Linked DNA regions of Mus musculus: regions 1 and 2 are each linked to region 3. A link is a loop called in an ENCODE intact Hi-C map of the cell type or tissue named here. Cell type or tissue: left cerebral cortex. All regions are shown on one strand.

Region 1 (2,500 bases), 87 kb before region 3:
CAATGAAGGGACACTCAACTCAGCATCTCTTGGTGAATGTCTTGCTTCTCCCTTGGTAAATGAACTCTTTGTCTGCTCAGAGTGGAACTAGGGTAGGTCATAACACACACAATTCTGGTTTTCTCAGTTATGCACTTTAGTGAGAGCTCTCTACACATTAACCATTTAATTGTCATGATATCCAGGTAAATGCTACCATTTTCCCTATTTTGCAGGGGAACTACCCAGAAGTCATCCCTCCAATTGGGCTGCACAGGCAGTAAGCCCCACCTTACTCAGGCAACCTGTATCTTGAGCAGTCTTCTCAAGTTCACATGGCTATAAAAATGCCAATCTTCCCCTTTGTCTTGTTTCACACTAAATAATCCTTCACCTACTCAAAAATGATGTATTGAGTGCTGAGGACACCTAGTGCTAAGGGCAAAAACACAGAAAAAAAAAACCTAATAGTGGCCAGAGACTCCCCAAGAGGGAGGAACAGAGAACAACCGCCCAATGAGTGTGGCATTTCTGATATTGTGCCAGGGATATTCTAGAACTAGAGATGGTGGTTTGACAACTTGAATGGAATAAATACCACTGAATTCAGGTTATAGTGGTTAATTTCCTCCTATGTCAATGGAGAAAAGGAAAGAATAAAGGAGGAGAGAAATGGGGAAGCCTGGCTAGACTTCCTAGCTAGGCAGGAGAGGTATATCCCTGCACCCCGACACAACAGGACTGGATTCTGACAGAATCTTGCACATTTCATCTATATTGCTGTGGAGAGTCCAGGTAAGAAGGGATTTGTTCAGCCTGGTGCTCAGGGAACTTTCATTAAGGGGTTTTATTTGAGTTAAGCCTTTGCAAAGATCACAAGCCCAAGAGCCTCCGTGAGTCAGGTTCATAATGAATGTGTTGTCAGAGGAAAGGCAGTGGATGTGGCAATGATTTTGCCAACCAGAAGTGCCCATGCCCCATTAAAGGATTTTTAATTTTAAATATTCTGGTGGTCACAAACAAAATAAGAACATTTGCTTGGTTTTTAGTACATTAGGAGCAGACGTTCACCATTGGCCTTCAGGGATGAATACAATTTTAACAAGCTAAGTCTGGGATAACTCCCCCAGGTAGGGTAGCTCCAGAAATAGACCCCAGTGAAAGAATTTGATTAGAAGGGGTTCATGTAGGAAGCAGAGGAAGAACAGGAAAGAAGGAGTTTAGAAGTGAGACTTGGAAGGGCAAGGCTCAAGTGCTTATCCTGGGAGCTCCTGTGTGTCCCAGGAGCTGAATCTCTGTGGGAATGCAAAATACATTCAGAATTATTCCAGTTGAAGGATGAGGGGGCCGGCACGGGATCTGTATGTACCCGTTCCTGTCAGTCATTGATTTGGAGCGATTCCAATAGCCCGACTGCATAGCAGGCACAGAGACTTTTATTAGGGAGAAGAAGCCCTCAAAAGACATAAATGTGGAGAGACATTTTTACAAGGTACACAGAAATCAAAGGCTTAGAGTAATGTGGACACTGAAAGCATTGGGTACAGCGGGTGTTCTTGCTGCACAAGGAACTAAAGGTACCCAAACAAAATTAGAGTATTCAGGGCTTCTTGACAGAATGCCAGGATCTGGGGCACCTGAAGGAGAATCAGCCAATTAGATGCTCCAGCACTTTAAGCCACATGGAGAACTAATTTGTGGCTGCAGTGTTATCAGCACTACCACATCCAGAGTGTCGGGTACACCCTCTTCAGCCTGTGCTTACTCCCCTCATCTCTCAGCCTCCTCTAAACCTTCCCCCACTACCTGAGTCTGATTCTCCAGTCTCCTCTTTATTTCACAAGAGCTCCTGATACCCTTCCACTAAAATGTCTTCTCTGTTAAAAATGAGCCAAAGTTCATTTTCATTCTTTACATCTGAAGATCTTGTTAGACAAAGTATGGAATAAGGAGGTCGGCTTTGGGAGGATGGACATGTTTAATCTGAGGGGGTCAAAACTCAGAAGCAAGAAGATATTGAAGGGGACAGGAAGATTATAACTTATTGTATACAGTATAATATATAATATGATAATGTGTGTGCAATATATAATTATATATGTAATATATGAAATAATATTAGAAATAGTGTAGAATCAGAGTATGAGGATTTGACAAGTGAAAGAAATAGTTCTTAGTACATTAAGTTAGGGAGCCATTTGGGGAGAAATCTCACACAAGAAAAGACTGGCACTCTGCTAGAAACCCTAAGAGGTGTGGAGGGAAGACTTACCCTTAATCAAGATTTCTCTTGGCAAAATTCCCATGAGAAACACTGCAATTGGCTTCCCAGGGTGACCGAGTTGACAGTGAAAAAGTTCATTTTCATCTTCGCTCACTCACTTTCTTCAGAGACCCACCTTCCTCCTAGGAGCTTTGTGACTTGTGCAGAAAATGATTTTGTTCATGATTTCTTGATAGAATTACATATCTAGCATTTTCAGTTCTTTCTAAAGAATTTAATTCATCCAGGTGCTGAGGG
Region 2 (2,500 bases), 81 kb before region 3:
TTAAACTTACAGTCTATTAGTTATATGATGGGTATTCTGTACTTTTGGGCTAATATCCACTTACCAGTGAGTAATACCATGCATGTCCTTTGAGTCTGAGTTACCTCAAAGAACCAAGACCTCAGAAGTTTTTATAAATAGTATTTAAACATAAGCAATCCTGCATTTGCTGTTAGATCCAATTTTTAGAAATAGAAATTATGAACTATAGAAGATAACTCTAGGGAGAGTGCTTCTTATCACACAAAATCTCCCTGACCTTTAGCACAGAGAAATAATAGAGGGAAACAAGAAAGAAAAACTGATATGGGAAGGGAAAGGGAATGGAGGGGGTTGGGAAAGAAAAAGGGAACTGGAAAAGGGCAAGGGAGAGGAATGGAAGGGAAGTAAAGGGGAGGGGAAAGGGAGGGGAAGGGAGGGGAAAGGAGGGGGAGGGAAAGGAAACAATAGAATAGGAAGAGGAAGAAAAAAGAGGAAAAGAAAAAAGGAAAAAGAAATGAAGTTGCTTAAGGTATGAAAAGTACCCAATTTCCTTGGAAAACAGAACAAGAATAAGTTAATGTATATTCAGAAGGGAGCATATTTATTCTTCTGGAAAGAAGGTGGAAATATAAAAATGCAAGTATGCTTAAGCCATCTCACTACGTGTAGAAAAGAAACCATACAAATGCTTGTGCAAAGGTAAAATCCTAAGATGCCATTTACCCCTGAACTCCTCTTCCAAAGGAGTCATCCTCACAGTGCACACACAGTCTTAGGTTGTGTGTGCTGATGCCATATATGGTTCATAGATGGTTAGGGTTCTCCAAAGAAATACAATGAAGAGAATATATGCACATGTACACAAAGTTCCTTGTAAAATTTATACACACACACACACACACACAAGCACAGCATACAGATTTGATTTACAATAATAAAGGTAAGGAAGTGTGTGGCCTGCCTTCATGCTGAAGGAAAGCTAGTGATGCTGTGATGCTGTTCCAGTCATCCTGGCCATGAGCAAAGAGCCATCAGGAGTTAGATGCTGGGCCAGAGCATGTCCTAGCTTTTCGATCAGAGGTAAATTCTGAGATGATACATCCTATGGTTTGGATATGATTTGAAGGTTATTGGATCTTGAATGCACTCTTACTCAATAGGTAAGCTACTAATGAGGTCATAGCAAATATGGTGAAACCTGGTCCCAGGTCACTGGAGCTACACCATTGAAAGGTATATCTCGACCTATTTCTGCTCTCTCTGCTTCCTGAACAACCTGAAGTGAGGAACTTTGTTTCGTTGCTGGTCTCTGTGATAATGGAGTGTCTTGTTTCAATTCTAGATATAGTGGAGCCAGCTGCTGTGGCCTGACAGCTTTGAAACAGTGAATACAAACATATCTTTCCTCCTTCAGGTTGTCTGCCTCCTCTGTTTTGCCACAGTGGTAGAAAAGCTAACTCCCCACTAATGTTCTCACAAGCCCCCGGTTCTGTTGCTCTCTGTCCATTCCACAGTAGAAGTAACTCTCTGTGTCCTGCGTGCTGAGCTCTACGGCCTGTCCTAGGAAAATGAAAATTGTACAAATTTAGCTTTTCTCTTGTATTATACAAGGTCTCTAACTTTTCTCTTTACAGGAATATACAAGCTAACTAAACATAACTAGGACAGATTTTAAAAGAGAAAAACAAAGATGGTATCACTCATTTGTACCCACAATTCAGAATTCAAGTCAGCACTGGGGCTCACCTCTGAGATATTTTATGTTATTTGCTGTGATTTATTTTAGGCATTTGATGAGTGTTTTAGAGTTCTCTGTGAGATTGTGATGCTTAATGTTTGGAATCACTGTCTACACAGCGCAGAAGTTGTAGATTCACAGCTCTAAGAAAATGCAATTTGCTTTTAAAGAAGCAGAATGCTGGGTGATTATATAATATTCCTTTTGAGCATCATTAACTTGAGGAGTTTCTTGCCAACATGCTCTTGCTATATTTACATTCTATATCACACACCATAAGACAGTTGTCCTCTGGGGACTCTGGTCCAAAGGGTTCAGAGAGATTTGCTGTACCAGTAAGACCACAGTGTCTATCTTAGATAGATGTCTAGATATAAAATAATTAGATTGGGTGTGGTGATGGAGATTAAGCATTAATCTCCACTCTCAAATTGATTGATTTGTAATTAGTTGCAACATGAACCTCAGAGCCTGACTATGAGGATACATCTAGTAACGTTTAACTGGGAAGAAAAGACTTAGCCTGAATGTGCTAACACTATCCATAGGCTTCAGTCCCTGAATGAATAAAAAAGAACTGAGTAAAACACAAGTATCTCTCTCTCTGTGTATGTGTGTGTGAGTGTGAATGTGTATACACACACACACACACACACACACACACACACACATATATATATATACATATATATATATATTATATATATAACCAATATATATATATATATATAACCAATTCCCTCTTTCCTCTTCTGCCTGCTCCATGCCTTTTCTGTCGTG
Region 3 (2,500 bases):
ATGATTTTTCTTCACTTGTACATGACACAAACTTATTTTAATTATCTTCATACTCTTTCAGGTATAGACAGGTACCCTGGAGACTGGGAAGCACAGTCCTTTAAAGACCTTGTTGACAAACACTGTCAAAGAAAGCCCCTTCTAAATGGTTGAATAGTATTCTTAAATTTTTCTGCTAGTCAATAAACCTGGGTCATCGATCTTTGAGCGTGCAAATTCATGCATGCATGCATGCATATATGAAGACAGAGTTTTTGTCATTTAAAATCTAATGCCTCAGGACCTGGGTTGAATATTGATATACTTTGAGAATAGAAAGTAAAATGGTACTCCCACATGGATTAAAGGATTAATCACTCATCAAGGCAAATAACTATGAATGAACTAAGAGCACAGTAGATCACTTCTTACCCTGTCTCTTTCCTTTACCAAATTTGTAAGAAATCATGAGCTTGAACTCTTGGTCCTTACTGATCATGATTTCTAGACCAGGGCTTCATAGAGGATTTTTCACCAGGTAGATGGTGAGAGAAAAATTCCCAGCCGAAGAAACATCAATACAAAAATCATAAGAAAATGAATATAAGGATGACCAAAGTACAGTCTTGGGATAGACCTCACACTTGGGATAGGGGGAGCTAAAGCTCAACTCTGAGATCTAAGAGTGGACAAGTAGTCCACACTGAGGACAAACTCAAATGATGAGCAGAAGTATGGATCTAAGTAGTTATGAGATCATTAATCAAAGGTGGGTGAGTCAATATTCCACAGTGTTTGAAGGGAGTTCCTTTGGTCAATATTATGCACAATGACCCCTTGAAACAATAGTAGGAGGAGAAAGGCTAGACACAGGTTGTGAGGTGTGATGTCTAGGTCAGAGGGTAGGTACAAGGATGAAGAATAGAAGAAAGTGGTCAGTAGTGGATGTTAAAGGTAATGACACTGTGAATTGAGATGCTCCTGTAGTAGGAGCCCATGATTCAGACATTCTGAGATGTTCCCACATCTCTATAATAAGTTATGAGTGTGACGTGGGTACTCAGAAATTATTTATTGACTTGGTAGACCTAATATTCTCTCTTCTTCACTAGTCTCAGGAAGGGCAGTAAAATGAAGCAACATCAGCAAATAAAGTCCTTCACTAGCCTTGTTCCATTTCTAAATCTCTGCTTCTGCATTTATAAAGTGAGTAAGGAGCCTGGGAAAGAATTCCTGTAGATCATCTTCAGCTCCAGTACTCTATGTGAGCCAGATCCCAGGAGCCTGAGATGCTCTGTGCTTTCTCTAGCATTTCTGGCAGAATTCCTGGGAGATGATCAATTTAGAAGAGCAGCTTCTCCCAGCTGCCCCACCCCCTGTATCCAACTCAGGGCTAACCAGGACATGGCTGGAATGACTGTATTTATACATCTGTAACTCCCATCAACACAGGAGATAAACAAACCTTATTATGGGTTGATGGGCTGTTGTGTTTCTCTCAGGTAAGCCAATGGCAATATAAAATTATGCTTTTGTTTGAAGTTAATTTCTAGTTGGCTGAATTTATGCTGCCTTTGAAACCTCCTGGTGCTTTGAATACAGCCAGCCTGCCTCTTCAACCTTTGTTTTCCTCTAGCCCTGAGAAGGGATACCTAGACTGTGGATTTAAAACTATGCAGCAGAAGCTTGTGTGTGCCTCACTGATAATGTTCTTACTAATCCACCTCTGGCTGATCTCTCCAGGCAGATGCTGCCAGATATAGCCTCGAGCCTGAAGCATCTTGTAGACATAGAGTCCAAAGCAAAGACAGGGAGACTCAAAGCACAGTCTTGTCCCAGACTTCACCCCAGCTTGAAGCAGTTTCCAGCACACTGTTTCCCTTGACAGTTCAGTGAAGTGTGTGGGAGGCTGTATGGGGAACACTGTGTGTTCCTAGTTTGAAAGAAAAAGTAGAGCAAGTTTCTGTGTTGTTCTGCAGTGCTTTAAGAGCTAACCTGCTGTGAAGTGAGAGGGGAATACATGGCATGGAGTCTTCACGACTGGAATATTCCTTGAAGCAAATGCTGACTTGAAGCGGTATCTGGACTGGGAACTCCTAACCCTGACATCTCATCACTAACACTGTATCACCTATCTCTACCTACACTGTAGGTCTGAGGTTCTCAGAAGTGTGCACTAGAGGTAAATCCTTGTTATGATCAGCAGCATTAACAAGGAATCAGAGAAAGAAACTCCAGAGCCCTAAGGTCCATGCCCCTACTTGGTTGTATCAGAGCTGTCCAAGGTACTGAAGATCTAGCACTGACAAAATAGTTTGCCCTGCAAATTACCAAATTTCAGAAAATCAAAGGAAAACCTGCTCTTAGGACTTCTATCAGGCCAGAAATTTTAAACTGGACTAAATGACCATGTCAGGAGAAATGTTGATTGTGTAAGATGACTACAAGCCTAACTGAAATCAGAACATACTTTGGGCTGAGCCGGTCCCTGCCAACCTGCAGAATCATAGATTGTATACGT

The links. Peaks named below come from ENCODE experiments on the same cell type or tissue, not always from the same donor. Only the 100,000 strongest peaks of a DNase experiment are listed, where the experiment ranks them.
Region 1: it touches region 3 in a loop (2.2-fold over the local background); 2 of 42 quality-filtered maps call a loop at or near these places.
Region 2: it touches region 3 in a loop (2.2-fold over the local background); 2 of 42 quality-filtered maps call a loop at or near these places.

Annotation. Positions count from the first base shown.
Region 1 is chr2:143,363,035-143,365,534 of GRCm38, forward strand. No RefSeq gene overlaps it. Among named protein-coding and RNA genes, the nearest start is that of Gm33599, 120 kb to the right of the region's middle. In left cerebral cortex, no CTCF peak of the experiment used is centred here; a DNase peak (open chromatin) is centred at 1,356.
Region 2 is chr2:143,368,945-143,371,444 of GRCm38, forward strand. No RefSeq gene overlaps it. Among named protein-coding and RNA genes, the nearest start is that of Gm33599, 120 kb to the right of the region's middle. In left cerebral cortex, no CTCF peak of the experiment used is centred here; DNase peaks (open chromatin) are centred at 1,437 and 1,822; H3K27ac peaks cover 1,337 bases.
Region 3 is chr2:143,449,605-143,452,104 of GRCm38, forward strand. The region is part of intron 2 of Gm33599 (a long non-coding RNA gene); the gene reads right to left. Among named protein-coding and RNA genes, the nearest start is that of Gm33599, 36 kb to the right of the region's middle. In left cerebral cortex, no CTCF peak of the experiment used is centred here; DNase peaks (open chromatin) are centred at 1,293 and 1,868; H3K27ac peaks cover 1,833 bases.